6 separate regions of the Mus musculus genome follow, and regions 1, 2, 3, 4 and 5 are each linked to region 6. Evidence: chromatin contacts called from ENCODE Hi-C data. All regions are on one chromosome and are shown on one strand. The core of a region is the stretch at or near the end of the contact, and the rest is flanking DNA. Distances in the headings are between cores, read along the strand shown. Region 1 holds the start of Eif4enif1 (eukaryotic translation initiation factor 4E nuclear import factor 1). Region 2 holds the start of Aldh3a2 (aldehyde dehydrogenase family 3, subfamily A2). Region 3 holds the start of Myh10 (myosin, heavy polypeptide 10, non-muscle). Region 4 overlaps Limk2 (LIM motif-containing protein kinase 2). Region 5 holds the start of Aebp1 (AE binding protein 1). Region 6 holds the start of Taco1 (translational activator of mitochondrially encoded cytochrome c oxidase I).

The links. Hi-C counts contacts between places; a loop is a spot of excess contacts on that map.
Region 1: a loop to region 6 is called in a map of T-helper 17 cell, with 748 times the contacts of the local background. The contact joins the promoter of Eif4enif1 here to the promoter of Taco1 in region 6. A Hi-C loop is called at or near these places in 3 of 37 maps with a recorded cell type or tissue (T-helper 1 cell, T-helper 17 cell and T-helper 2 cell).
Region 2: a map of T-helper 2 cell shows a loop between it and region 6 (157-fold over the local background). The contact joins the promoter of Aldh3a2 here to the promoter of Taco1 in region 6. A Hi-C loop is called at or near these places in 5 of 37 maps with a recorded cell type or tissue (T-helper 1 cell, T-helper 17 cell, T-helper 2 cell and 1 more).
Region 3: a loop to region 6 is called in a map of T-helper 1 cell, with 134 times the contacts of the local background. The contact joins the promoter of Myh10 here to the promoter of Taco1 in region 6. A Hi-C loop is called at or near these places in 2 of 37 maps with a recorded cell type or tissue (T-helper 1 cell and T-helper 17 cell).
Region 4: a map of T-helper 17 cell shows a loop between it and region 6 (369-fold over the local background). The contact joins the enhancer-like site here to the promoter of Taco1 in region 6. A Hi-C loop is called at or near these places in 2 of 37 maps with a recorded cell type or tissue (T-helper 17 cell and regulatory T cell).
Region 5: a map of T-helper 2 cell shows a loop between it and region 6 (303-fold over the local background). The contact joins the promoter of Aebp1 here to the promoter of Taco1 in region 6. A Hi-C loop is called at or near these places in 2 of 37 maps with a recorded cell type or tissue (T-helper 2 cell and regulatory T cell).

Annotation. Positions count from the first base shown.
Region 1 is chr11:3,200,766-3,205,147 of GRCm38, forward strand. It overlaps Eif4enif1 (eukaryotic translation initiation factor 4E nuclear import factor 1), which reads left to right and starts at 1,818. Exons shown (of 19, transcript NM_023743.2): 1 at 1,818-2,032; 2 at 2,865-2,985. The coding sequence starts at 2,893. It overlaps Gm51877, which reads right to left and starts at 2,453. Exons shown (of 1, transcript XM_030246456.1): 1 at 779-2,453. The coding sequence starts at 2,453. The coding sequence ends at 1,380. It also overlaps a transcript of Sfi1 not described here.
Region 2 is chr11:61,263,974-61,268,900 of GRCm38, forward strand. It overlaps Aldh3a2 (aldehyde dehydrogenase family 3, subfamily A2), which reads right to left and starts at 3,213. Exons shown (of 10, transcript NM_007437.5): 1 at 2,881-3,213; 2 at 1,091-1,322; 3 at 273-358. The coding sequence starts at 3,033.
Region 3 is chr11:68,689,234-68,694,269 of GRCm38, forward strand. Myh10 (myosin, heavy polypeptide 10, non-muscle) reads left to right here and starts at 2,682. Exons shown (of 41, transcript NM_175260.2): 1 at 2,682-2,949.
Region 4 is chr11:3,346,229-3,350,838 of GRCm38, forward strand. It overlaps Limk2 (LIM motif-containing protein kinase 2), which reads right to left. Exons shown (of 16, transcript NM_010718.4): 10 at 4,414-4,545; 11 at 4,164-4,220; 12 at 2,366-2,431; 13 at 1,346-1,520; 14 at 824-879; 15 at 7-164. Among named protein-coding and RNA genes, the nearest start is that of Gm12592, 17 kb to the left of the region's middle. Within about 2 kb of position 3,010, at least 2 of the 3 ENCODE cell types and tissues checked have a DNase peak (open chromatin) inside an H3K27ac peak, as active enhancers do.
Region 5 is chr11:5,859,143-5,863,902 of GRCm38, forward strand. Aebp1 (AE binding protein 1) reads left to right here and starts at 2,724. Exons shown (of 21, transcript NM_009636.3): 1 at 2,724-3,256. The coding sequence starts at 3,010.
Region 6 is chr11:106,063,780-106,068,535 of GRCm38, forward strand. Taco1 (translational activator of mitochondrially encoded cytochrome c oxidase I) reads left to right here and starts at 2,312. Exons shown (of 5, transcript NM_027346.2): 1 at 2,312-2,739. The coding sequence starts at 2,469. It overlaps Taco1os (a long non-coding RNA gene), which reads right to left and starts at 2,262. Exons shown (of 3, transcript XR_003949781.1): 1 at 2,103-2,262; 2 at 366-1,517.

The DNA of each region.
Region 1 (4,382 bases), core at 568-3,067, about 100 Mb before region 6:
TCAAATCCCAGCAACCATATGATGGCTCACAACCATTCTTAATGAGATCTGATGCCCTCTTCTGGGGTGTCTGAGCTGGAGAGTTGGCTCAGCGGTTAAGAGCAATGACTGTGGGCCGGGCATGGTGGTGCATGCCTTTAATCCCAGTACTTGAGAGGCAGAGGCAGGCGAATTTCTGAGTTCGAGGCCAGCCTAGTCTACAGAGTGAGTTCCAGGACAGCCAGGGCTACACAGAGAAACCCTGTCTCGAAAAAAAAAAAAAAAAAAAAAAAAAAAAAGAAAGAAAGAAAGAAAGAAAGAAAAAAAGAAAGAGCAATGACTGCTCTTCAAGAAGTCCCGAGTTCAAATCCACAACCACAAGGTGGCTCATAACCATCTGTAATGAGCTAGGATGCCTTCTTCTGGTGTGTCTGAAAACAGCTACAGCATACTTACATATAATAAATAAATCTTTAAAAAAGAAAAGCAGTCAGTGTTGATTCCCTACGATGTGTCTTTGCATATTAAATGTTTTCAAGAAACTTTATACATATTATATAAGGCTTCACTCCCCCCCCCCATTGCTAAATTTAATCTTCAGTACTGCTATTTCCAACTCCTAAACTAAGCTAAAGATCAATATATTTCCTAATTCTACACAGCCTCTATGACAATAGAGAATCAGGCCTAAGTGCAGATGTTTCTATGTCTGTTGTCTGTATTCTTTAGGCACAGGCCTGTAATTTCCAGCACTTGGGAAGCCCGCCAGGGTTACATAGTGTAAATCTGTTACAAAAGATAGTTTGCAAAAAAGACTTTATTAAGTCATTACAAAGGGGAAAAATTACTTTTGTTGCCAAAACTCAAAGAAAGAATGGGAAGTAGCTTTCTCAAGTAAAATAAACGATATTCAAATGCCCTACTGCTCCTGCTGGCTTTCAACTCCCCGGTTTCAAGATCTGAAAAATTAAAACCATCATGTTCAGCCTCGCTGTTCTTTACAGGAAACAAAACAAACAAACAGTATCCCTCCACGACAAAGAAATATCAATTCTGGGCAGTCCCAACAGCTTGGCATACTCCTACAGACTTGTTCACAAGTGACCTTCCCAGAGCGGCAGTTCTTGGATTATCCACTTATATCCGAATCTGTATCCTCCATCAACTTGTTTCGGCACTCGGGCAAAAGCCAGGCTTTCTATTTCCCTCAGATACTTTACTCTTCCAGATTATTCATTGAAAGCTACTCTAATTAGTCAATTCCCTTCACGTGGGATCACAGATAATTGTGACAAACTTGCTTATCAATGCACCATCTCTTATGACTAATGCCCTTTAGAGTAACTTCAGGGACAGTTTTAGCAGACAAAAAGGCGCGAAAAATCGGGCCGCTCAGAACTTTACCCTAGATCACACCAATAAAAAACAAACAGGTCACGACAATGTTCTCCTAACTGACCCCTGTCGCAAAAACACCAGCAGTGGCCCAGCCCGGTGACCGCTAGCAACTGGACAATACAGACCCACCCAGACCACCCCGCTCGCGCCGGCGTGGCGCGGGTCCCGGACAGCGCGCTGCTGGCTCCGCCCCTCATGACGCGTGGGAACGCGGCGCCCTTCCTTGAGTTGCCCACAGCAGCCGCCTTTGAGCCCGGGCGCCGGCTCCCACGGCACCGGTCGCGATCACCTTCCCGTAGCCGCCGTGCCCTTTTGGCTATTGTGGCCTCGCCATCCGGCCCACGCGGAACCCAGCGCGGCGGACAGCGCCGCCCAAAGCAGCTTTTCTGCCAGGCACCGCTGCGGACACCCCAGGTCCTGCGCGCTGCGAGGGCGGTGCCTGGGTCCCCCGCGGTGCTTGGCGGGGGGGGGGGGGGAGAGCCGCGCCGGAGGGCCGGGCCTCGGTTACGGCGGCTGAGGAGAGCCAGCCCGAGCGGGTGGGGGGGAGGGGGGCGCAAGCGCAGGCCGCGGCCAGCGACGCCGGGCCTGGAGCGGGCGCGGGGGGACGCGGCGGCCGAGGCGCAGGGCCGCCCGGCGGCGGGCGCTCCCAGCAAGGGTACGGCAAGCGCGGGGCCCCGGCCTGCGTGCGAGGACTGCGCGCTACCCCGGGAGCGCGGGCGGCAGGGCGCGCGCGGGGGGCGGCAGAGGCGCGAGGCGCGCGGGCGGCCGGCGGGCAGCAGGCGGGCCTGCGCCGGCTCTAGGCGGCCGACCTGTGGACTTGGTCCCTGCTCCCTGCGGCCCGCCTCCTTCCGTGAGTACCGTCCCTGCCCTTCTTCCGGAGGAGCCTCTAGCCCGGGGCCTGGGTGAGGGGCCAGGGGTTCGTTGGAGGAGTGGAGTTTCCCAGAGGAGGCCCGCACCGGCCCTCCCTCGCCGCGGACGCCCCTCACATGGCCACAGGTGTGGCCGGCTGAGAGAGGTGCTCTCCGGCCGGTTCCCCAGCCCCTCTCGCTCGGGTAATAAGGGGCAGCTGGTGCCATCCATTGACAAGTGACAGGCACTTTCCAGCAGCCCGACTTGCCGGATCGGCAGCCCAACCAGTCCTACCTCTACTCTACTCCGGGAAACTTCACCACCACCGCCGCCAGGTCGATTCTTGTGGGTGGCAGCGACTATTTTGGTTTCCCTTTGTATTAAAGATAATTAAAGGTTGTACCCTGAGTTGGGCCCCTTCCACTTCTGCTTTTCTTTGCTATGGGTACTCTGAATACTTCAGGTGGTTCTCTTTCCAATTTAGTTCTGGTTCATACCGTAGTTTTGGGATTTTTTTTTTTTAACTATCTTGATTTTTTTCTTTTTTCCCCTCAAAGTTCCAGTTTCAGAGAAGCAGCTAAGGCTTTGGAATATTTATTGTTCTGTTTGACAGTTTTGTGCCTAATTTTATTTTCCAGGTGCAAAAATATTGTACACCAAGAAGCCATGGAGAAAAGTGTGGCTGAAACAGAAAATGGAGATGCTTTCCTTGAGCTGAAGAAACTGCCCACCTCCAAATCCCCCCATCGCTATACGAAAGTAAGTTTTGTTTCACATGAAGTAATAATGTGTAGCTATTTCATTGGAATTATCTAAAGTGGTAGTTTTGCTCTGACTCATTGGGGACTAAATAAATTTTGTAAAGCATCTGCATTTGGTCATTTTTAAGTGTGACTACTGGGTTTAAACTGTAGGTTTTAGGTGAAAGGCTGTTGTCTCAGATCCTGTGTGAAATTTGTAGATAAGTGTTTGTACCCAGATGTTCTTTAACAGTTGGGTGATTGGTTGGCAGGGATCAGGTGAGGTTTCCAGCTCTGGGATGTTTCACAGGATCGGTGTCTTTGTATGGATGTTTTCGTAGAAGTTCAAGTCCCTAGAAGAGGAGTCTGGCTGGAGTAATTGGATTTTTAATCCTTTTTTTTTTTTTTAACTTCTTATAAATTGGATATAAGCTCACAAAAGTAAGAATTCATTCATATTTCATTGCTGAAGATTACAGAGTGGTTACCTGTCTATTACAGTTTCTGGAAATATGTTTGTATGTGGTACCCGCTTGCTTCAGCCTGAGTGTGAATTTAGAGGTGTTTACAGCTGTTTTTAAACTGGTTGTCTTACTGTCTTCTCTGACTAGAAAGCACAGCACGGTTATAGGCAGTAAAGAGAACACATCTGTGGCATATGGGCTGCTGAGTGCTTCTCAACACATTAACAAGTTGCAGGGAACGGTAGCTTAGTTCTACTTTCTCAAATGTCTCGGGCTAGAGTATATAAGTGCTCCTGAAGGGAAAGTCTTGAAGCTGCTGTGACAGGCATTATGCTTTAGTTGTGTCCTTATTTCCTTGCTATGAACACGATTATGAACGTCAGCACGGCCTATTGTCCCTGGCCTGCTGGGACACTTACTAAAGCTAGGCTACTGCCTTTACTTTTCCCTAGTTGGTATAAAGTGTCAGGTGGTGTCAGGTAGCCATTTTCAGAATTAAAGAGAGAATGGATGGTTAAATAAATGCATGAATAAGTATGCCTTGGAGGGAATATTTAATTATAACATGAGTACTTGACTCAGTGCTTTCCCATCATAGTGTTAGTGTGTTCTGTTGTGATAGGATGTTGGTTGTCAGGGTCTCTCTGTGTAGCCCTAGCTGCTCTGGAATTCACTAACGTCCATCAGGCTGGCTTTAAACGCACAGACATCCACCTGCCTCTGCCTGCTTATTGCTGAGATGAACATTTGTCAGAAAGCTTTTGAACTATGTATTTAGGCTTTCTCTTCCAAATGTAGATGCTCTCATGCTTGAAAAGGACTCCACAACTTAAACTCATTGCCTAAAACGTTGACAGGTGAATCTGAATGTATCAGATGAAGGGAATGGCTTTGAACTACTTGCAAGCTTATTTGATTTCAAATTTCCTAGCTCTTTCCTAGTTCTTGGCTT
Region 2 (4,927 bases), core at 1,963-4,462, about 45 Mb before region 6:
TAAAATTGTATCCTCCCAAGTGGCAGAGGGTAGAAAGAGATGAAAGATATGTATAAAAGCCACAGGCCAAGGTACACTGTACTGAGCAAGCACAGTTGCTGGGTCATTCTACAGGGTGTTTTGGAACCTGGCTTCCTTTATTAAGCCAACTGTTGTGGACTTAAGGAAATCGTATTGATCCCCAGCCAGCAATGACATCCACTAGCACAAGAATTGTATCTGTGTTTTCTACCATAAACAGGTGTGTTGAAGATGGATCAAGATACTCTTACCTGGTCTAAGTACTGAGGGAGGAGTTCAGCCAAGATCTTGGCCGTGTTTTCACTGAGTTCTGAGGGCTTAACAATGGCAGCATTTCCTAAATAAAGCAAATAGCACAATGACATCATCCAGGACTTGAGTAACTTTGATAGCTACCCCATGTACAGGTCCAGGCTAAGTTTCACTTATTTTTGCAGCTCTTAGGTCTGCCCCCCAACCCCCCAGATCTCCTGTCCTCTTTCTGTTCATGTTTTCCTTCTCAAGTGCTAACCCGTTAGCTCTCAGCATCTCACTGACAACAGGATCTGCCAGTTCCTCACAGTCCCCCAGATTTCTATCTCTTTCTTTGTAGCTCTGCCTGGAGGGTTTCCTCTCTGCTCAGACTCATTGAGCTAACAGGCTAGGTCAACATAAGCGTTGATCTGGAACTTCCACCTGTTGGGATTCACTGGACACTCTAGCTAGCATTACGCCCAATACCTTCATGTAAATAAAGAAACTGGTCAGACTTGGATTTTAGACTGGTTTGTGTAAAGACGGAGGCCAGTAAACTGAAACCACATTAGAATATGAATGCCTGACTCCAAAGACTTGGGACTACTGACTCAATCAGATGCCTCTGAGTCTCACAGATTCATGCCCCCCGTACTTCAGTAGTCATGGAAAACTTCAACTTCTCAGCAGCACTCATCCACGTACATACACGAATGGATTCTCAATAAATTGCTGCTGCCGACCACTAGAGAAAATGTATTCTAGACACTTACAAACACTAAGACAAAATACAACTCTCGACCAAGGAATAAAGACACCACAGCTGGCGCCAGACCTGCAGCAATGGCTCCCACCAGCGGTTGCATGGTAAGAACGAAAGGGTAATTCCAAGCTCCAATAATCAGTACGACTCCCAGAGGCTCGGGCTGAACGTAGGCCTCATCCATCATGGTTAGCAGGTTCTTCTTAGCCGGTCTCGCAGAAGCCAATTCAGGAAGATTCCCCAACATAAAATCAATCTCTCCAAGGATGGTAATGACTTCATGACTGTATGCATTGAGTTCACTCTGGAAGAGAAGGTCAGTTACTCTTACACAAACTGTGTAATACTTGGCTTAGGACAGCGGTTCTCACTCTGTGGATTGTGACTCTCACAGGGGTCTCGTATCAGACATTTTACATTATGATTCATAACAACAGCAAAATTACAGTGATGAAGAAGCAATGAAAATAATTTTATGTTTGGAGGTCACCACAACTGTTTGGAGGGTGGCTGCATTAGAAGGTTGAGAACCACTAACTTAGGATGTCACAACGCTCAGACCAAGTATACTTGCAGTGACAACTGGTATTATTAGACACCACCCCCTCCCCCGGTTTGCTATCAGATTTTTTTTTTTATTTCCAAGTTCTCAATAAGGCACACCCTGGATACTCAGGATGATTCTTCCTCTCTAATACATTCAGAGCCTCTAACGTCTTCACTACCGATCCAAGCCTTTTAAAATAGGGTTAAAAATGATCCCTTTCAGCATCACCTCCCGATTAATAACAGCCTCCCGAAGTCACGATGTAGGTACCGTGGCAACTTTGCTTTTGAGCAGCATCTTGATACTTCATCCTTAACGCACTGGTTTATAACCAGAGTCACACCTGCATATGTTCTACTTTGGAGCCAGATTTTAAATTCTGGACTTAATATATTTTCTTCAGGAACGCTATGTATGAACAAACATACACAAACTATCTGATGTTTGAGGAGTGGATGATTCACAGAGTTTTAATATTCACTATCCTATCTTGTTTACTAATTACCACAGCCCCTCTTTACCAGAAGTACTCTGAAGGAAGGTTTCTAGATTCTACTACAACTACTGTTACCACTTTTTGAAGCAGTCTTTGATTGAAAATCTGAAAATAGAGGTCTTACCATGCCTGGAATACAGATAGAAAGTAAAAGGGAGAAATAATATTACTAGAGAGTACAACAGACCATAGTTGTACCTTGAACACTACTTAAAACCTTGGTACTCAAAGCTTGCTTCTAAACAGGCCATATGTTATCACCTGGGCCCTCATTAGAAATCTCAGACACAGTCTCACGAGGACTAAGTCAGGATTTGTATTTTATCAGGTCCCCAGGGTGATTGTCTGTATACTGGAGGTCAATCATGTATATGATTAATGTCACACAAAGTCATATGGGGAATTTCAGTGCTGAAGATTATAGGAAATAAAAAGAACTGTCAACAAAAAGAAACCATTCTTTTAACGTCATGAAATAAAGACAGGGAGTGAAATAGCTGAAACCTACCAAGCAGACAAACTACTGAGATCCAGCCTATCCAGAGTTAACTGCACATTGTAAGGAAAGAGACTATGAACGCAGCAGAAATGGGCAAGGCTATACAGAGCGTTCGCAGACGAGAAATTGCCGGCGCCAAGTAAAGTATGCACTTCAATATGAGTGCAAATACAACAGTTTGGGCTCTAAGCGGGGCTGGAGAGTCCAGAGTCCAGGGTACTCTGCTTCCTCTTAACTGCTGGATAAACAAAACCAAACAACCTGCTACAGAGAAGGAATAAGGTGGCTCATCGGGCCCCTCCCACCCTGTGGAGGCTCACTTTGCTCAGGTCTGCCGCGATGGCTGCTAAGATTTCCTTCTCGCGCTCTTGCACCATCCTCCGCAGGGCCTCAAGCTGCTGCAATCGGAAGCGCAGCGGCCGAGATCGGCCGGACCGGAACGCCTGGCGAAGCCGTAGGACCTGGCGCTCCATGGCCGGGCCTGAGGAGAACGCGGAGCGAGGCAGGTGAGGGAGCACAGTACCAGTAAGGAGCTGCTATGGATGATGCCACAGCTCACTGCCACTTTCCGCTGCTGGGTCCTATCCGCCTACTGGCCTAGACCCGGCCCGGGTGTGGGCCAAACCCCAGCACTTCCCTGCTAACGACAAAGTGCGCACTCATTGGCTGAGCTGCTGCACGTGACTATGAGGCCCCGCCCCTTACCTCTAATCTAGCCGCGGGATTGCGGTCCCCGGGCGCCGGGTGTGTAGGTGCAATTTTTGGCACGCGAAGACGCGGAAGAAGTCCTTCTGGCTTCAGAAAAGAGCCAAGCGTCCTCTAGGAGGAGGAACTGAGGCCCGAGGGTGCTCACCCGGCCGGAAGTAGTCTCCCTTCGCCTGCAGTGCCTCAGATTCAGAGGCAAAGTCGCTGGGCCTGGGTAGGGCGGGCCTGGGTGGGGCGGGCCGGGTGACGCACGCGAAGGAGGTGAATCCAGTGTATACACACACACACACACACACACACACAAGCATTGTCATCGCCCACACTGATTTTCAATCCTCTCTACTGCGTACCATCCAAGGTTTTTTCCCAAATTTCCTCTCCAGGCTAATTAGCAATGGTTGACTTTCGTACCCATCTGGGGCTGCTCAGCGACGGCGGTCACTTTGTGTTGTCCTTCCCATCTTCTGGAAACATTTCCGCTTCCCTTCCTTGGCGTTCCCTAGGTTTTCCATCTCTGGATTTCTCCCTTTTCTGACCCATTAAAGTATTCAAATGTCTGGGACTAAGTTCTCTCCGCGCAGTCACTCATCTAATTCTACCAGTAGAGAGCAGAGAAGGCTCTCACCCAATCTTTCCTTGGACTCCCAAGGACACATTTAAATGCTAATCTCTATTTACACTTATAATGGACTTCTTATAGTTAATTTCATTAGAACTTTTTATTATTCTTCAGCAAACAACTCATACTTCCTACAGTGTTCCCTGTCTCTTTGACTTGATCTTCAAAATATATGTTGAGCCCAATAATGAGTGGTTCAAACCATACTACATATCTACTATATATAGCAATAGCACTCTAATAGGCTGCTTGCTTGATTGGTTGGCGACTATGAATCTGTTACTTCTTAGCTCTGTACTTACCGTTTTACACTCTGTAGTTCAGGAGCCCAGAGTAGGTTCTCCTCCCTCCTTGGCCTCCCAGGAAGTTCTGCCAGAGGAAGAAAGTAAGGAAGGAAGGAAGGACAGACTACCAGGACACTAAAGATTTCTGTTTCCCCATGGACTCAGTAGTGTGGCAGGTGCTGGCATTTCTATCGTGGAAGGAGAGTCAGTATATTCCTGCCTCTAGGAATTTCTTGGACAAGGTGGCTCCTAGTCCTAGAGGATGACAGTCACAGTGTCTCCAAATGGCACAGAAGTGGGCAGTACTGCAATGAGTTTCAGCTGAGATTCATTGGAGCAGTTTCTGATCTTTGAGACCATCCGCCCCACTCCACCCCCATGCTTCCTTCATTATTCCTGAAATCCTTCCTGCATGAAGTAACTGGGTGGGTTTGACTAGTTCCCCTTCAGCGTCACTGATACATTCAGAATGTACGGTGACCTTTATTAGTCAGTCCCTCTCTCAAAACTCTCCAGAGAATAAAATTCAAAGCCCATATAATCCTCTATAAGCCTATAAGTCTTGGCCTCTGGATGTGCCTCTTCTTATAGGATTTGCCCACGTAATGAGTTTTAGCCAGAGTGGCTTCCTTGCTGTTCACTGAACACTTGGGCACATTGCTATCCCAGGGCTTTTTTGGCATTCTGTGTCCTCTGTCTAGAGTGTCCAGCTAACTTCCCCAACTTTGTAGCTTTCACAATGGCCGGTGAGTTGAGGCT
Region 3 (5,036 bases), core at 1,432-3,931, about 37 Mb before region 6:
CTGCAAAGTTCCTGTTTCCCCGGGTCCTCACTGGGTCTTCCGTGGCTCTTACTCTTTCATTGGCACCAAGTGGGTGTAAAGTGAGATCTCATTGTGCTTTCAATTCACAGTTCCCTAATGACTACCAATATTGGGTAGTTCTTAATTTTCAAATGTTGGAATTCATTTCCTCCCCCCCCCCCTCAAAAAAGCTGCCTGTCAGTCTTGCACACACAAAACAAAACAAGCTCACATGCTCAACTGCCCTGAGGGAAGGAGTTTGGACTTCTGACCCAGTCCCTGCCAAACAATGGACTGTGAACTTTTGCTTTTAGAAGTAGAAACAGCCTACGTCACCAGCTAATATTACTACAGACAAAGACAAGGGTTTCCTTTCCTTCTTCATAGTGAACTTGTACAATAGAAAAAAAGCAGTTTTCTACCTATTAATCCATGATGTCACTATTTTTATACAGTAACTCACCCAGTCAACATATTCATTCAATAAGTGAATCCTTCCAGGATACAGCTATAGCTTCCTTTTAGAGAGGAGATAATTTGTCAAATATTAATATACAGTATATAGAGTTTGTAGGTATAGTGGCAGAGCTGCATTCAGAGCCTGATTCTAAACCCTATGTTCCCTTTGTTCTGGTGAGGGCTAGAATTGGAGAAGCCTGTGGGGGCATGGATGGCGGGAGACTGGGGGTTGGGGTGGGGCTACGTGTGAAGATGAGGGAGAAGAAGGAAGCAAAGAGGCAGATCAAGGGAACTTAGGAAGAACTCTTAAGTGGCGGGCTGAAGCATGGGTGGGCAGGAGAGAGACTTGGAGCCTGTTACTCTTTTAATTCTCCTCCCATCCAGGCAGACATGTATGGACATTTTACTCTGCAGATCCTGTTTGATCCCAGAAGAAAAGTGGGACCAGGCCCGATGGGTACTTGGATGGGAGATAACTGGCGGATGAAAACCTGGAAGAGACCCCAGAGCTAGAAATGCGCTTGGGGACAGTTTGCTATTGAGTTCTCATCAAGACAAATGTCCGTGTGAGTTTTAGTTCTGGTGAACTTCTTGTTCTCTCTCTCTAATGGTCCCCTGAGTTTGTTGTAAAATTATGAGGTTTCAAATTATGAGAAACCACGGATCTGATGGCTTATTTGAGCCGTTTGTATGGATGCTCTGAGCATGGAATATAGCATTTAGAAATGACTTCATTGGGTAACAAAGCTTAGAGTCATGCCTTTGAGATGGCTGAGTCTTTTCTAAATCCGGAAACGTTTATAAGAGGGCTATCATTGACACGTTATACTAACTTATACTTCCTCGGTAGACTTCACAAGGATAGAACTCTTCATGTAGTGCCAAAGTCACAAGACACCTGGAAGGGGGCAGCCACCCTAGTGGGCATGTGGGGTTGGAGACCAGATGCACCTGGACAAAGGACAAAGAATTCTCACTTCCCCCGGAAGGGCTCTGCATTCAGCTGCCTTGGAGATTTCTCTGAATTCCACCAACCCTTTCTTATCACTTCCTGCCTTGTTTTCATTTTTTTTCTCACTTTAAAAAAAAAAATCAGTCTAGAAGTTTCTCAGGCATTTACAAAGTATCCATTAAAACACACACATATATACAATACTAAATACATAAAATCCTGAGGCAGTTTTAAAATAAAGTATTTTATATTTATCTTTTTATAAGAACAATAATCCATTTGGCTCTTGTGATTTTTTTACTTTATTATATTTATACATGTATAATTAAGAGTTGACTAGATTCTGCAGACATTTCATTACATTTTTTTTTTAACTTCAATTTTCCAGTTTCCTTATTTTGGAAGCCCACTCCCACCTGAGGTCCATGAACCTTTCTAAGGCACTTGAACCACTGGTTCTTTAGCCCTAGGGGCTATGACAACAGCACAGGAATCCTGCAAGCCCTACCCAGTTCCTCTTCCATAGAGAGCTGGAATGAATGAGTGAGTGAACAAATGAAGTCGCTCTCTGGTCTTCTCTGCCAGGCCCGTTTGCTTCTCGTATTTTTGGAATCTCAGCCCTGCCTAAGAGGCAGAGCAAGCAAACATCCAACTGCGGCGGGTCACGAGAGGAAGGAAGCATCAGTAAGGGGGGACTCCGGCCGCCACAGGGTTGCAGCCCGGTCAGGACAGAGCTTTAGCGCCCAGCCCGAGAGGCTCCCCTCCCCCACTGCAGGTGAGCCGCAAGCAGCGGCTCCCACCCACTGAAGCTCCAGGGTGACGTCAGGCCTCAGGACCGCGCTCCGGCCCCGCCCCTGCAGGCAGCTCCGGGAGCTGGCGATTCCTCGGCGAAAGCCGGTCCCGCTGAGGGACCCAGTGGCTGCGGCAAGCCTACGGGCCGCAGAACGCTCGAGTGGGTTGCAGCGGCGGCCCGACGCAATAGAGAGACGTGACCAGTGGGAGCTGGTGACTTGTGCTGCGGTACACCTGCCCCACTGTCCACCCAGCCCTGACTAGCGCAGCGCGCACACCCCAACAAGATCGGCGATCTCTGCCTCGCGGGATCGCCAGGCTCCTAGTTTCAGCTGTCCATCTCCCTCCAGAGTCAGCCAATCACCCGCCACTGCCCCGGCCGCACCTCCCGGAGTCTCTGACAGGCGTGAGTAGCAGCCTATGAGATTGGGAGTCTGTGGGTCTAGGTCGGGAGCGGGAGCCAATGAGCATCATTCCAGGTGGGTGGAGGGAGCGGGACTTGGGAAGGTAGCTTCGTTCGGGTTGCTAACGTCTTTCCTGGGAGATGGGCGCGCAAACCGACCAGTGGGTCTGGGGGCGGCAGTGATGGGCGTGGAGATGGCCCAATGAGGGTGGGAGTGGGTGGGGCAGGCGCGAGCAGCAGTGCTAAAGGAGCCCGGCGGAGGCAGCGGTGGGTTTGGAATTGAGACGCTGGATCTGTGGTCGCTGCTGGGGACGTGTGCCGGCGCCACCATCTTCGGCTGAAGGTGAGACGAGCAGTTGCCCGGGTCCGAGTGCGGCGTTCCGGGAGTGGGGACGGTTGAGGGAACAGGAGGGGAGGAACCGGGGCTGGGGAACTGGGCGAGCCTGGAGCACAGAGACGGAGCCCAGGCGGGAGCTGGGAAAGGGAGACTGGGCAGTGGAGAGCGGAGCTTGTGGAGATGACGAGACCCCAGTGTATGGAGATGAAGAGACCCCTGGAGGGGTGGGAAATGGGGTCCTTGAGAATGAGACCTCTTCATGGATCAGGGCCAGGTCATACGTGAGGACGACTCTTGAAAGGGATGAGAATGGAGATCTGGGGATGGGGATGTAGGGACCAACTCCTGGTTGCATTGGATCCCTGGAAGCGTGGGGTTGGGAGGTGAGTGCCCTAATAAGAGGCCGGAGGCGCCCGGCGTGTCTATCTCCTTTTAGGAGAGGACTGAGTCCTGGGATGTGATCTTGGTGCTGGGGGCCCAGGAAGGAAAGGGGACCCTGGGTGGGTTGCACCGTGGGTTAGGTGGAGTTAGATTTCCCCGGGTGCGACTGAAAGGTTCTCCGAAGACTCAGAAGGCGGACCCTGGATCTGTGCGGTTTAGGGACCAGTGGCCTGAAACTGCATGGTCTTGGGAGCATGCGACGGATGAGAGGCTCCAGAGCTGGTCTCGGGAAGGAGGGCTGGAGCTAGACCTCATGCCACGCTCGCTGGGGACCGTGGTGGACCGGGAGGTGGACACCGGGCGAGGCCTGGGCCGTTGGGGAGAACGAGGCGGGAAATGTGGCCCGGGCGCGTTGTAGCGGAGCGGCCGGGGGGAGGGTCAGCCGTCGCCTCTGGATCGCTTTATTGTGTAAGTGATCTGGTAATGGCTCGCCGCAGAATCTCTCCCTAGCCTTCTGTAGTTAGGGTGTCATACTCTGATCCTATAAAATCGAAGTGGATTTGGGTCGGAGGGAAGTTGAAGCTGTGGAGTCCTTGGCGTTGGCGGGGCTTTGTGGGCCTTTGGTGGGCGGATGCGGCCCAGGGACCCGAGAGGCCCCCAGTCAGGCCTCTCTGGGAACTGGGGCCTTAGGAGGTGGCCAGTCGGTGCGTCTGACCTGAACTGGTGAGGTTTGGGTAACGGGGTCTCTGCCTACGACCGTTATCTCTTGTTTCTTGGGGCCTCTGCAGCTCTCTTCAAGATCACTGCGGTGGATGGAAGGGGGTGGGGTAGATTGGGGTGGGGTAAGGGAAAAGCAGGCGGAGTAGATCCAGACTGCGGATGGAACAAAGACTGCTGTTTTTGCTGAATAAAATAATACTAAATATAATACTTTAGCTATGCTAAGATTTTGATTTTATTTTTTTCAAACATTGAAACTAAGGATGGTTTGGGTGAGGTTTAATTATTCCTGATAGTATCTGACTCTGGAAAACTTTATAATCTATTCATTGTTCCATCTCCTATATTAATCTGCCTCAATTAACTATTCTTGTAGCCCCGTGCATTTGATGTTTAAGTATGCCCTGTCTGTCTCCGGTTTTGGAAAAGTGGCCATTTTATGTATCTCTTTACTTCTGCATCTTAAATTCCGTTCTTCCCGTCCTTATCGGCAGAAAGCATATGGTGCAATTGTGTGATATACCACACGCTTTTGCGGCAAAAGGAGGTGACCTGTGAGTGCTGGGCTATGTATTGGGGCTCCGTAGGGAAATCATGACAATGAAGAGACTGGATAGAGAGGGAGATGGAGGAGAATTTGAAGGGCACGTTGTAGGGTGAAAGACTCTCCCCTTCAGCGTTTGATGTACATTGTTATCACACATGAGAAATTAAATCCCTGCTTTGAGATCCAAGTTTTGGAAGTATTTTACTAATGGAAGCTAGTGCAGGGCTTCATAGCAATCTTGCTTTTTGCATTAGTGATTGTTTGGTTAAGTAGAATTTTGATAAATGGAGAGATGTGTGCAGTCCTGTAATGCCAGTGGCCTCGGTGGTAGATAGCAATTTCACAGACTGGGGCAGTTCTCATTTAGTTCATCCGTTTTGGAAGCATCCTCTAAGATGGATAATTTGTCACTATTTCGTTTGCTTTTCTATATTCGTTGGTCATA
Region 4 (4,610 bases), core at 1,760-4,259, about 100 Mb before region 6:
ACCAACCTGCTTTCAGGCTCTAGTTTGCAGCAGATAGCAGCCAGGGGGAAGAAGGCTGGGGGACAGTCTGTTGGGACAAACTTCTCCCAGAAAAGCTTAACATTGAGGCCAAAGTCCAGTGTGCGGGGCAGGCAATCAGGATCCGCATATACCTGCCCAATGATCTGCAGGCAAAAAGAGGGATGGTCAGGAAGGACTACAGAGGCCAGAGACAGGAGGGAGGGTTGCTCTTATAGACAGATACGCAGGGCAGCAAAACCTCAAGTTAGAGGGGCAGCCCTGTGCCCCACCTCCCTTCCCATGCTAATCTAGACCCCTCTCTAGAGTCCGGATACTGAGGAGGGCTCAGAAGAGGCCTCCCTGCAGCAGAAGCAATGCTGGTAACTGGTACCTGAAAACTAGAAGCTTCCACTTACCCTACCCTGCCCATATCCCGTTACAGCTATGTCCTCTACCGGGTCAAGGTTCCGGGTCAAGGCTCTACAAGGGGAGGGACTGGGTTTGACTGATGTCTGAAACCCTTTGGCTGCCATCACCTTAATTTTCTATAGGTGACAGATATTCTATTGCAGTCTACTGAAGGAAGCTACTTCGTAAAAAATACTTGAATTATTCTAACCATCGTGTGTCTCTCCTGTCCCTTATAATTTTGTAAGAGTGAGAAAAGGTTCTCAATGTGTCTACGTGACTCAGGGCTTTGAGAGATACTGGGCTGGGCTGCAGCCTAACCACTGAGTTTGTGGCAAACTGTTCACTTGTAAGAGAGAAACCCAGATCTCAGGGAGGGAGGGAGGGCTCCTCGGGTATCTGAGCCCGAGCTTACCTCACAGAGAACGATCCCAAAAGAGAAGACATCCACCGTCTCATCGTAGCTCTTGCCTTGGGGAAGAGAGGGAAGCAGCTTTCAGGTGGCAGAGCCAAGAACTAGGGCTTCAGCAGCCCCAAAGGTGCCCAGGGTGGCCACTGACTGAGTGTCATAAAGAACTACACCCAGGTTCAGGATCATCTAGACTGACCATGAGCCAGGGTTAGCCAGCATCCACCAGGGGGCACCATACTTCAGCTCTTGATCTGGAGATGGAAGGCGAAGGCTAGAGAACTCGGAACAGCCTGGGCCATTTGGAGACAAAAGATCCCTAGAGCTTACCAGCCACCCAGGATGGCTTGCTGCTTTCCCAGCTGTGATTAAAAGTTTATGAGGCCTGGCCTGGCCAAGCCTGAAAGATCATCGGCCTCCTCTGAGTGCCTGTCCCTGTCACAGGCCTCCCCAGCTTACAGCACCTAATTTAAGACATGGCTTCTGTCTTCCCTCTGGCTCTTTTCCCTCCATGGATTTTGAACTTACCATTCAGCATCTCGGGGGCCATCCAGTAGGGGTTTCCCACCACAGTGTAGCGCTTTTTGCGGTCACTCTTGCGTAAGGTGCGTTTCTTGGTGGTGGCCTTCTCTACTGGAGGCCTTTTCCTCTCTTCTACTATAAGCCGTGACAGCCCAAAGTCGGCTACTACCACTGTCTTGTCCTAGTAGGACAAGGGCTAGGTCAGGACCCGGTGGGGGGGGGGGGGCTTCTCTAACCTGTCCCTGGGGTGTAGGCAAAGGCAAGAGAGGCCACCTTCAAGGGGAGTGAAGAGGAGAGGAGAGTCACACCAGAAAGTTCTCCTGGGAGGCAGTGGCTGGGCCTTTGTTGGTTTTTTCTTTCAGTCTGGTATCTGCCCACAGATTCCAAACTAAAGGGGGAGGAGCCTCAGGGAAGTGACCTGCAGAGTGCACTTCAGGTGACTTAGGATTTCTTGTCTATCTTCAGCCCTTTGTCTTGTTCCTAACAAGGACTTGTAGTTGCCAGAATAGGTTAAGAGAAAAGGTCAGGCAAAGGCAGTAAGGGAAAGGGAGGAGCTATGGGGCAGTGGTGTGAAGAGGGACTACTGTAGAGGGAAGCTGGCAGGAGACACAATGCTGGAACAACTCTAACTAAGGGCTGTCTGAGGAACCCTGGCCCCATGCTACCTATGTGGATTAAAGACCCTGCAGCCCGTCCACGTTGTAAAGTGGGATCAGCAAACTGTTTTAGGGGCCTGTTCCAAGGCAAGAGCTCTTCACAGACAAGGAATTCAGCCCCCATCCACACCCAGACTCCTGCCTGCCAGACAGGAGAGCTAATCCCTTCTAATAATAATCACCTCAAGGGCTGCTCCTGGGGAGGTGAAATTGTTCCTGCATGTGTGTATCTGAGAGCTTCCATAAGATGGGGATGGCAAAAGGCACTTGAAGGTAGCAGAAAGCCCAAAATAGATCCTATAGATGGTGTGTTTGGTCTGAAGCCAGAGGGATAGCCCCAGGCATCTCAGGCCAGCACAGTGGGACGTACCAATTTGATGAGACAGTTGTGTGAGTTCAGGTCCCGGTGGATGATGCACATGGAGTGTAAATAGGCCTGTAACAGAAGCAGGAGCCATGGAGCCTCTTGGCCCAGGCCACGCCCATCCTGCTGCCCCTCCCCCAGTCCCAGCTACTCCTGTCTTCTAGGCCAAGCCTGTTTAGCTTCCCATCCCCACCCCCAAGCCACGCTTGTGTCCTAACACCAACAGAAAACTGCCAGTTCCTGCCCAGGTTTTCCCACTGTCTCCACCTCTACTGGCCTCTGAGTCTCCCATCCTTGAGGCAATCTAAAGTGAGCACCCTCAAACACACTGCTCCCCCTGGCCCCTCCAGAGTCAGGCTTTAGCCCCTTTGGGAAAGCAATGACCTCCTGACTCACCTCCCCTGACACACCCTCCTCCTCTGCCTGTACTTCAGCCCCTCCCTCTTCCTGTCCAGCCATTTCTAAACTATTTTTACTAGACATTCCCGTGTCACTCTTAGGAGCTTACTTTCTCAGTCTTTCCTTTCCCCGTAGATGGGGAAGGTGACACTGCCCTCTTCCTAGCCCCCTGTACTACTTCACTGTTCCTAGGCCCACAGAGTTTTTCCTATAGCTGTAACCCAGCCTGGCTGCCTGCCAACCCCTCCTCAAAGGCTGTCATACCTCCCCCATGTACCCTCTTTCCTGAGACCCCTGTGTGTTGCTTCTGTTCCAGCCCCCACAGGGCCATCCCTTTGCAGAGCCATCTTCTCCTGTGCTGGCCATCGCTGCCTGCACAGCTCTGGCTCACTTTCTCTTTACAGAGCTGGGTGACCTCTGGCAAACTCCTGGCAAGCCCAGGACCCAGCCCTTCCTCTTCTACCTCACTTCTTCACTGTGAACAGAGGTTCCTGGAGGAATGAGCACAATCCTGGGTGCAGCCCCTCCCTCCGCGAAGTGACTGCTCCACACAGCAGGCACTGTGCTTCACTAGTTGTGAGGATGGCTAGACTCATTCCCACAATGCACCCAATAGGAACTTTAGTCTACTACTGGCTCATTCTTCAGCATTCACCTAAACATGTCCTCCTTCCCGCCTCACCTAGAACACATGTCCCCCTTCCCACCTCACCTAGAACACATGTCCCCCTTCCCGCCTCACCTAGAACACATGTCCCCCCTTCCCACCTCACCTAGAACACATGTCCCCCTTCCCGCCTCACCTAGAATACATGTCCTCCTTCCCGCCTCACCTAGAACACATGTCCCCCTTCCCACCTCACCTAGAACACATGTCCCCCTTCCCACCTCACCTAGAACACATGTCCCCCCTTCCCACCTCACCTAGAACACATGTCCCCCTTCCAGCCTCACCTAGAACACATGTCCCCCCTTCCAGCCTCACCTAGAACACATGTCCCCCTTCCCGCCTCATCTAGAATACACTGCCCCCCTTCCCGCCTCATCTAGAATACACTGCCCCCCTTCCCACCTCATCTAGAATACACTGCCCCCCTTCCCGCCTCATATTCGGTAGGTAAGGTCCCACTGCACCTGAGCACCTCTTTGACAGAAAGGTCAGGGTACACTGAGCTATGGTTTGCCTTGTTCATGCCATTTGGTGTTAAAGAGATTTGGAGTCCTTTGAGAATAGAACTGTTGACTGAAAGAGAGGAGCTAGCCAACTACTAGCTTGGTACTGAAAGAAATTTAGTAGGCAGCTGCTGAATGTCCCAGCCCCCATGATGGGTCTCTTGTCTTCCAGAGCAGCCTGCAATCCCTGCACCTCACTCTACACATGCGCAAGACTGCTGGTAGGACTCACCATTCCAGAGGAGATGCCTTTGGCAAACCTGACCTTCTGTTGCCAGGGGAACGGGTCCTGCAGGATAGGAGAATGTCCATAAGAGGAGTCCTTCCCAGCTTTTGGTCTAGACTCCATTCCAGTCTCTCCCAGTATACACCACTGATGGCAAACAAGGTCCCTCTAACCCTCAAGGTTCCAGAGTAATGAGCACAGGTGTCCCTCTGATAACCCACCAAGGCTCTTCCTGACTGTGGGGTCACGTGCTTACCACACTGCGCAGGAAGTCTTTGAGTGTGCCTCCCTCGATGTACTCGGTCAGCAGATTCAGCTTCTTGTCCTTGTACAGAACTCCGATGAACTTGAGCACATTAGGGTGGTCCAGGCTCCGCATCACTTTCACCTGGTGGAGGGAGACAAAGTGAGTACATCCTCACAGGTTTTGCACACTGGGCCCTGGTTTTCTAG
Region 5 (4,760 bases), core at 1,474-3,973, about 100 Mb before region 6:
ATGACGGGTGTGTACCACCAGACCTGACCTATCAGATTCACTTTAATTAAAAATGTTGATTTTTTTTTTAATCCTGTTTTCAGTATCTCTTCTCTCCACCCTAGGAGCCTGATCCCAGGATTGGCCTCTCATAAGAAGGGAGTGGGTTCCCCTCCTTCCATGGGGAGATCTGATACTGCAAAGAGAAAGGAGACCTTTGTGCCCGTTTCCATGTGACACCCACCCGTGCTTATGTGACACCACAGAACACCAATTCTCTTTGCCTTTGACCCAAGCTTAGTCTCCCTCTCTCCTGGCTCCTCTCCTGGGGCTTCCCTATGGAGGTAGCACTTACAGAAGATGCTTGTTCCAAACCTTCAGGGGTACAAACTACACAGATATACTGAAGGACAGGAGGCTGGGGCCTCCCCCCACCCCCAACAGCCACTGTTCTCTCAGGAGCTCTGCTTCTGCTCTGCAGCATTGAAAACAAAACTGAAGGACACCTTCCTTCTCTCAGGCCAGCCCAGTGCTGTTGTGTGATCCCTCGGGAAGACTCTAACGCATTCACAGGGACAACAGGAGTTGGGAGGGAGAGGAGTTACAGAACTTTCCAGCAGGACCTCAGGAGAACGCCTGGACACGGACAGGAACCCCCAACCCCTCAGGGACCCCCTTGGACCCTTTGAGTGCTCCTGATCATGGAAGCCACCAGCCTCCCGATTCCTCAGCTGTGGCCTTGGCAGTGCCCTCTGGACATTTGACTTAAACGCTATGCTCTTCAGCAGAGTGGAGAGCTCTCCTCACAGGCTCTGGCTTCTGGTTGTCCTCTTGCCCCAGCGCTGTGGGCCCAGGTTAGAAAGACTTCCTGAGGACGGGCTCCCTCGGGAGGATCCCCAGCGTAGCACTGTGCTCCCACGCACCTTTCCGGATTTTCTGTGTGGAGGCCTCAACCCCTCAGGCCTCCTGGGCCCAGCTCCTCTGCTCGAATTCCTGTCCGTGACTCATTGAGGCTCAGGAAAAGGCTTTCTAGACCTTAGGTTTCTTTGTTTTCCATTTTTGAAATGGCTTCTGTTTTCCCTGGCAGAGAATATCCAACCCAAATTCAGTCCAAGTATGACCCATGCCTAGGGAAGTGACATCCATGTCCCCTCATGCACCCTGTGGCATACCCAGCATGACACACTGGACCAGACTGGGGGCACGGAAGCCAATTCCCAGAACTGACTTTGAGCACAATGATTCAGAGGGTGACCATGAGTGAGACTTGCTTTACTCTTGCTCTGCGACCAGGTTGAAGTCTCTCATGGGGAGGCCTAGCTGTGAGAGGATTGTCCCGGGATGGGGGAGGGGGAGCAAAGTGGATGAGGACCAACAGCCTGTGGGATGCAAGGGCTGATCGTGTGTGCTAGGCACAGCACAAAGTGGTCCATTTAGCCGGGCAGTGGTGGTGCACACCTTTAATCCCAGCACTTGGGAGGCAGCAGCAGGTGGGTTTCTGAGTTCGAGGCCAGCCTGGTCTACAGAGCAAGTTCCAGGACAGCCAGAGCTACACAGAGAAACTCTGTCTCAAAAAAATCGAATAAACCAGAAAGGTGGTCCATTTAATATGCGTATAGTAAGTTGTGGACACGGAGTTCCCCTGCTGAGTCAGACAGCTAGGAGGGCTAAGATGGGTTAGACCCTCCCCCCCACACACACACACACACTCACACACACATCAGTTCTTGGCATAGTCTCCATGCTTCCTCAAGGAGAGCCAGAAAGGAGACTGCCGGGAGGGGCTTGCCTACTCCCTGAGAGCAGTGGGTTACAGAGCCCAGTACCCGAAAATTTCCCCTTTTTCTCCCTGCTCATGCTGGACAGAGAGGGTGAGGGTGAGGGTGAAAGACTGAGGAGGTGGCATCGTGTTGGTGTTTCTTGACCTGCTTTTTCTTTTTTCTCTTCCAGCTGAGATGTAAACTTTCCCATGTCAATCATCTGGGGGTCGCTATTCTTTTTTATCAGAGTGCCTCCCCACCTTGGTTGAAAGCTGCCTGCCACTGCCCTGGACCTATGGCTGCTACAAGCCCACGTTCACATCTTTAATCCTTCATGGGTAAATGCTCTGGCATTCCTGGGCTTAGCTATGATGGCCATTATGAGCCAGCCAACGTTTGTATTCTAGAAGCCATAGCTGAAGCTGTTGTAAACAATTTGTTGTTTTAACCGCTTCTGGTCAGAGGAAGGAGAGAAATAGCTATTACTCCACATTGGGACCTGAGCCCTGAGCTCTGAAGTGGGGCTCCTATCTCCATAAGGACAGCAGCTTGCTGAGAACAGCTTTTCACAGCCTTCCTCGCAAAAATTGGCTCCAAAGACCTGGGATGTTGGTGATAACTGGACAAAGGTGACACCTGTGCAAGCACACAGCAGGTGACACTTTGAAGAGCTAACCTCCAGAAAGTGGAAAGGAGGTGATCGCCAGTACCCTCGAGGGCCCTACTCCCTCCCTCCCCTAGCAATCTCCCTGGGCTCAGAGCAAAGGGCACAGCGGGTTAGAGCACAGGTCTCCTTAGACTCCGCACACTCCCTTCCCCATAACTGTTGCATTCTTTTCTCCCAGGCCTTCCTCCCCGCTAGGCGCCCTGCACCCAGACCCTCTAAACTGGGCGCTGACGCTGCTATTAGTCTGGGCTCCGTGCTGCTCCGCCTCCCTCCCCCGCAGCCCCCGGTCCAAGGCCGGCTCCTCCTCCTCCCCCTCCGGAAACCCGAAGCCCCCGCCCCGGCCAGGCCGTCGCAAGCGCTCTGGAGGGCGGTCCGCGTGAGAGCCAGCCACGCGGGGCAGGAGCGCCCAGTTGCTGCCGGAGCTGGGCCCGCCAGAACCTCTCCTGGAGCCCCTTGCTCTCCTTGAATCTCCCTTTCCCACCGCTTTCTGGATACCCTTGACGCCCACGTTCCTCGCGCCCTTTCCCGCCCCTACGCGGGGCGCTGCCCCTGCCACCCAAGTCCCTGCTCAAGCCCGCCCGGCTCCCGCGCGTGCCCAGAGCCATGGCTCCAGTGCGCACCGCATCCCTGCTCTGCGGCCTCCTGGCACTGCTGACGCTGTGCCCTGAGGGGAACCCACAGACGGTGCTGACGGACGACGAGATCGAGGAGTTCCTCGAAGGCTTCCTTTCGGAGTTGGAGACCCAGTCCCCGCCCCGGGAAGACGACGTGGAAGTCCAGCCGCTTCCCGAACCCACCCAGCGTCCCCGCAAATCCAAGGCAGGGGGCAAGCAGCGGGCAGATGTAGAAGGTGAGAACCTGGTGACATGGGTGGCCATGGCATCAAGTGAGCATACAGGGGCTCTGGAGGGTCTAGCCACTTCCCATGCTGCCCCGTGAGGAATGTCTCTCCAAGGCAACGCAAGGCAACACACTGCCAGGCAGCAGTTCTGTCCTGGAGTTTGGAAACCTGGAGGTGTGTGTTCAGCATAGGGTGGCGCTGGGCTTTTGAGGTCGCCCAAGTTGTTCATCCCAGGTCTCAAGAGAGTGTAGGTTTGGACGAGTGGGAAATTGTGATTCGCCTCTCCGAACTGGCCCTAGTCTCTTAGTGGCAAGCTTCAAGCCTAGGCATCTGCTTGCCTCCTCTTCTCCCACAGGAACACAGACAGGGGAGCGGGGTGAGGAAGACTTCCAGGTGAAAGTGGGCAGTCTGAGATGGTCAGAACTAAGCGAGGTGATAGCATCCCGGAGGCATGCAACCCCGAGCCTCTTATGCAATCGTTGTCAGTAAATCTTAGCTGTTTTTCATGGCCCTCTGGAGAGTGGCAACGGATCTTGTGATCTCTCTCCCAGGAGACTGTAAGGCACCATTCATCATTCCTGAGGTCAGCCACTCCCCCTCCGGCCCCCACTGCTGTAGATCTGTCCTGCTCTCCCTACCCTCACCTCCCTGCACACTTTGCCTCCAGCAACCAAGACGTTCTGGACATTGCCAAGTGACCCTGCTCCTGCTGCATGTTTTGCTGTATTCCCTGTGTTTCAGCCAGCTGCCTGTGTGTTTCCCATTCGCCATTAAATTCTCCGCACCCAGCAATTGCAGCTCCTAGGGTGCTAGAAGGGTGGCCCCTGCTACTTGACTTCTCTGAGATGAGCCAGCACGGAGAGAACTACCTACCTGCCTCTCTCTCCCTCTGTCCTTGATAAGGGCCTCCTGTTGGTTTTGAGTTTCAACGGGAACCTTTTGGGACTTCAAGACCTACGGAGTGACTGCCGGCCTGCCTGCCTGCCTTCCTCCCTGGGAAGGAACCAAATCCAGGGCCTTACATACCAGGGGACTGACTGCTCTAGGGCAGATCTACATCCCCAGCCTGACTGTCTCTTTGAAGCTTTTCTTCTCCCTTGAAAGGAGGCTCTTGGAAGGCCAAGCCACAGTCTTTAATTTGCCTGGCTGTTTGCTTGGGTAGCCCTGCTCTTTCAGGTTCTTCCCTGTACCTTCCATGCCTGGCACTGAGCTGTGAGGCATGTGGGTTAGGCAGACATGTGAATTAGGGACTATGAGGACCCCATGGAGGTTTGGACAGACAGAGATGTCTCTCTATATATCATGCCCTGAACTCACTACTTCAGAGCAGCCAAGAGTTGCTGCTGTTCACTCTGGATGTACAGATAGGATGCCTGGACAAGGTTTCTCATTCTATCACTTGGGCAAATGGCTAACCTCAGTTTCCTGATCTGTACCAGACCAGGGACTGACAGGTGCCCTCACACCCAGGCTCTGGGCATCCAGGGGGACCATGTGGGCACACAGATTAGGC
Region 6 (4,756 bases), core at 1,062-3,561:
ACAAAAATAGAATTTGAAGGAGTAGAGAGTGTAGAAATGGCTCAGCAGTTAAGAGTACTTGTAAGACACCCACACATATAAAATATAATCATTGAAGATTTTTTTAAATGAGTGTTTGCAGCATGTGTATGCAGTACCTACAGAAGTGGGAGGCGGGTATTGGATCCTCTAGGACTGGAGTTACAGAGGCTGTGAGGCTCCTACCCGATGTCTCTGCAAGAGCAGCAAGTGCTTTAAATGCTGAGCCATCGCTCCAGCCCCCTGGAGCTGAGTCCTGAAGAATGATTTCACCAGAAGAATGAAGGATGTCCTTCATAATGAAGGAGACTCAAGAGAAACAAAAGAGGCAAAGAATTCGTACTCACTCCCGGTAGCAGTGGCGTGGGCTTTTAGTCTTGGCACTCAGCAGGCAGAGGTGTATGAATCTCTGAGTCGGAAGCCAGTATGCTCTGCACAGTCAGTTCCAGGACAGCCAGGGCTCCACAAAGAAACCCTGTCTCAAAATACAAAACACGGGCTGGAGAGATGGCTCAGCAGTTAAGAGCACTGACTGCTCTTCCAGAGGTCCTGAGTTCAATTTCCAGCACCCACATAGTGGCTCACAACCGTCTGTAATGGGATCTGATGCCCTCTTCTGGAGTGTTTGAAGACAGCTACAGTGTACTTACACATAATAAATAAATCTTAAAAAAAAAAAAAAGAACTCAGGTTGTGCTTGGTGGCTGCCAGCTGCTATTCTGGAACTAGGAAGGAAACACAAGGATAATCTAACAGCTAACATAATGCCCTCCCATAGACATACATGAGAATGAAAGGTAAGTAGATTAATTTTGGACATATCCACTAAGAATATAAAATCTGGGGTCTGGAGAGATGGCTCAGTGGGTAGGAGCACTGACTGCTCTTCCAAAGGTCCTGAGTTCATATCCCAGCAACCACATGGTGGCTCACAACCATCAGTAATGAGATCTGATGCCTTCTGGTGTGTCTGAAGACAGCTACAGTGTACTTATGTATAATAATAAAATAAATCTTTTAAAAAATAATATAAAATCTGTGTCCGTGCCCTTCCCCTCATCCTGCTTATTCAAGGCCATTGTAGAAGGAAACAGAAAGTAAAGAACTTGCCCAAGGTTGCACTACTAAATGGCAGAAACACACTTTGAATTCATCCAGCCTAACTTTAGAGAGCAAGACTTCAAACTGCCTTCACACTGACCTGCTTTTTTAAATGTGTTACGCTCTTGAGACTTAATTCACCCCCCCCCTAGAGAGCTCTTAAAGAGTTTCAAGCAGCTGCTACATTATTTTTTCTTTATTTTTCCATAGTGTCCTTTTTCTCTTGTTTTCTCTGCCAAGAGAACCGATGGTGGAAGGGGCTGGAGAAATAGCTCAGCAGTTAAGGATATTGGTTGCCCTTCCAGAGGACCCAGGTTCAATTTCGATTCTCCATGTGACAGCTCACAACCATCAGTTCCAGGCTATCTTGATGTCAACCTTGGCGGCGGTTTCTTTATCTGTAAAATAAATATCTGAGAACACCAGGCACACATGTAGCGCACAGACATACATGCAGTCAAAACAACCATACACATATATTAAAAATACTTAAACTAATTTTAAAACAACAGATGGAAAACGAAGATAGCAGTTTGACTCAAAGGCTGGCCCGATCTTTTGTCCAGTATGGGTTGGCAAAACAGGCAATGCCATCCTTGTTTACAGAAATGAAATCTAAATCAGAAAGTTTTAAATGACTGGGCAAATCGCTTCTCGTCGGCTGGTGGGGTAGTGGCTTATTTTGTTTGGTTGTTTTTTTTTTTTTTTTTTGTCGTTGTTTGTTTTAATTAAAGTTTTTGCTTTTTTTTTTTTTTTGAGACAAAGTCCTAAGGTTTCCTTCGCCTCTTAAGTGCTGGAATCACAGACATGGCCTGCCACGCCCAGCATTTAGTACTTTTTTGTTTATTGCTTCCTTTTTTTAAACAGGCAACCTTGGCGGCGGTTTCTTTATCTGTAAAATGAACCGACTGAACTACATATTTCTTTTTCAACCAAACAATTCTTATTCTGGACTTGCTCAGTTAGGAAGGAAAGTCAGTCACCTGAATCTCTCCGGGAAGGTGATCTGTCGTTTCCAAGCAACCGGGAGCAAAGAAGGGTTGCGTCACTCCTGGCAGGGGCGGGGTTGGAACGAGTACCGCGAGGCAGCGGAACCAACTTTGCAGAATCCGGGAACGTCTTTTTGCGGCGGACCGGGCAAAGGAAGTGTACTGCACCATTTAGGGTCCCCGCGCCCGGCTCCTTCGCGGTCACTCAAGGCAGTGCAGCGTCAGGAAGAGCCGAACCTCTGAGTTTCTGGAGAGCTGTAGCAGCGGTCTGAACGTCCAGACCGGGTTGTTCCGGGGCCGGACTAGACGGGCTGATTTTAGCTGCTCATCTTTGCACCGCGCAGCCCCTTGTCGAAGCAGATGATGTCTTGGGCTGCCGCCAGCCTGAGAATGACCGCTGTCCCGTGCTTTCGTGTGCGATGCCTCGGGTTCCGCGTGGGTCCTTGGGGCGCCTCCCAGCATGCAAACCCCGGCTGTGGTGCAGCGCCACACAGGACGCTGCATGTCAGCGCGACGGCCTCGGCGGGACACAATAAGTGGTCTAAAGTCCGGCACATCAAGGGCCCCAAGGACATGGAAAGGAGTCGAATCTTCTCTAAACTCACTCTCAGTATCCGCCTGGCGGTTAAAGGTGAGAACCTGGTAGTCCTCACTGCTGGTCACTGAAGCTCTTTAGGTGCCTAAGGCTTCATTTAGGACCGTCCCCCCAACCCCCAGTTGTCATAATTGTCCTACTCATAACCCTCAAAGCACTTACTTACACTGGATATACCTGTTTTCCTTTTCAAAGACCTTCAGAGACCCGCCCTTAGATAAAAATGACTTCATCTAAGGGTATAGTTAGAAGGTACTTCATAGAAATACGCCTTAAGAAAGTGTGGCAGCGCGGCCGGCTTGCCCGATTTCCGCGAGTTGGTTCTGTCGGTGCCGGTCGCGGGTTCCCGTGTCGTTCCGGTCTTTTTCCGCTCCCGAACCTTTGTTTTATTTTGCCGGGCGAGGTGGCGCATGCCTTTAATCCCAGCACTCAGGAGGCAGAGGCAGGCGGATTTCTGAGTTCGAGGCCAGCCTGGTCTACAAAGTGAGTTCCAGGACAGCCAGGGCTACACAGAGAAACCCTGTCTCGAAAAACAAAAAACAAAAAACAAACAAACAAAAACAAAAAACAAAAAAAGAAAGTGTGGCAGAAGCCGGAGGCCTCGAACCAGACCAATAATTCATGGCAATGGACATTTGCAAGTGAAGCTGTTTGGACAAAAGAATATCCAGTGTGACACTCCACAACACCGCAGCTTCTGCTTCTACATCAGGGATGGGTTTGGTTTGGTTTTGTTTAGGGGAGGGAGACTGCAAGCGTGGAGAGGATGGATCTGGAGGGATGACAGGATCAGTGTGAGATTGGGGTGCATGATGCGAAATTCACAAAGAATCGATTTAAAAAGTTAAAGATATTTATCAAATAAAATGACTGGAAGAGGGAAAAGGAAAAAATAAAGCATAAAGAGTCAAGTCAGGGCTTGGAGAGATGGCTGGGCGGTTAAAAGCACTTGCTGCTCTTGCAGAGGACCTGGGTTTGTTTCCCAGCACCCATGTGACATCTAACAACTACCTTAAACTTCAGTTCCAAGGTACCCAATGTTCTCTTCTGGCCTCCTCAGGCACTGCATGCATCATGCATGCAAGCACATGAGCAGGTCTTGTAAGGAAGAAAGAGAAAGAAAGTGCCTTTCTTGAAGGGACTAACCATGCGCTCTGCAGCTGCTTCTACTACCACTGAAGGTTGGGACAGGCATGCTGAGACAAGCCATTTCTCGCTTCCTTTTCCCTCATCAGAGCTCCTAAGACATTTCCTTGGAAAGTCAGTTTTGGAACCATGCGTCGCTTCAGTGATTCTCACTTCGGTGTCAGGCTGGTAGAAGTAGAGGGGGGAAAATCCTATGAAAAGTGTGGACCTGGAGTTAGGAAGATGTGAACGATGTATTGGCTAGGTTGATTCAATGCCCTTCAACCCGTGGCTTAACTACTGAATTTTAATTTTCTGTAAAGCAAGGACAATACCCACTTTGAGGTGGCTTGCGGCATGCAAAAGGCAATAAGCTAATGTTAATTTATCCCTACAACTTGTGTCTGATGCTTCTCTTTGCTTCCTTTTCTAAGGAAGTTTTGATTTAACCAACATTATTTTTGACCCAGGAGGGGATACTACAGAGAACATCCTGTATAGTCCCCCTCCCCCAGAGGCTGAACAGAGGCTGAGCCCAGTCCTATGTGAGCACTTCAGGGAGTGCATTAACTCAGACAGTAAGAGCAAGTATCTTAACACTCAACTGTTTCAGCTGACAGAAATGGAGTTTGCTGAAACCCTGCAACATGATAACTATCCCTCAAGACAGACTGAATTAGGAACTTCTTATCCAGGTTGGGTTTCTAGCCCAGGCATAAAGCCCAGTGTTCAGCATGGATGAGGCCTTGAATTCCATCGCCTGTACCCACCAATAAAGAAACTTCTTCCCTAAAATAGTTCTCCTTATTCCAATAGAATCACTAAATCAAGTACTTTCTGTTTGTTTGTTTGTTTGTTTGTTTGTTTATGACAGAGTCTCACTCTTTTTTTTTTTTGTTTGTTTGTTTGTTTGTTTGTTTTGAATCAT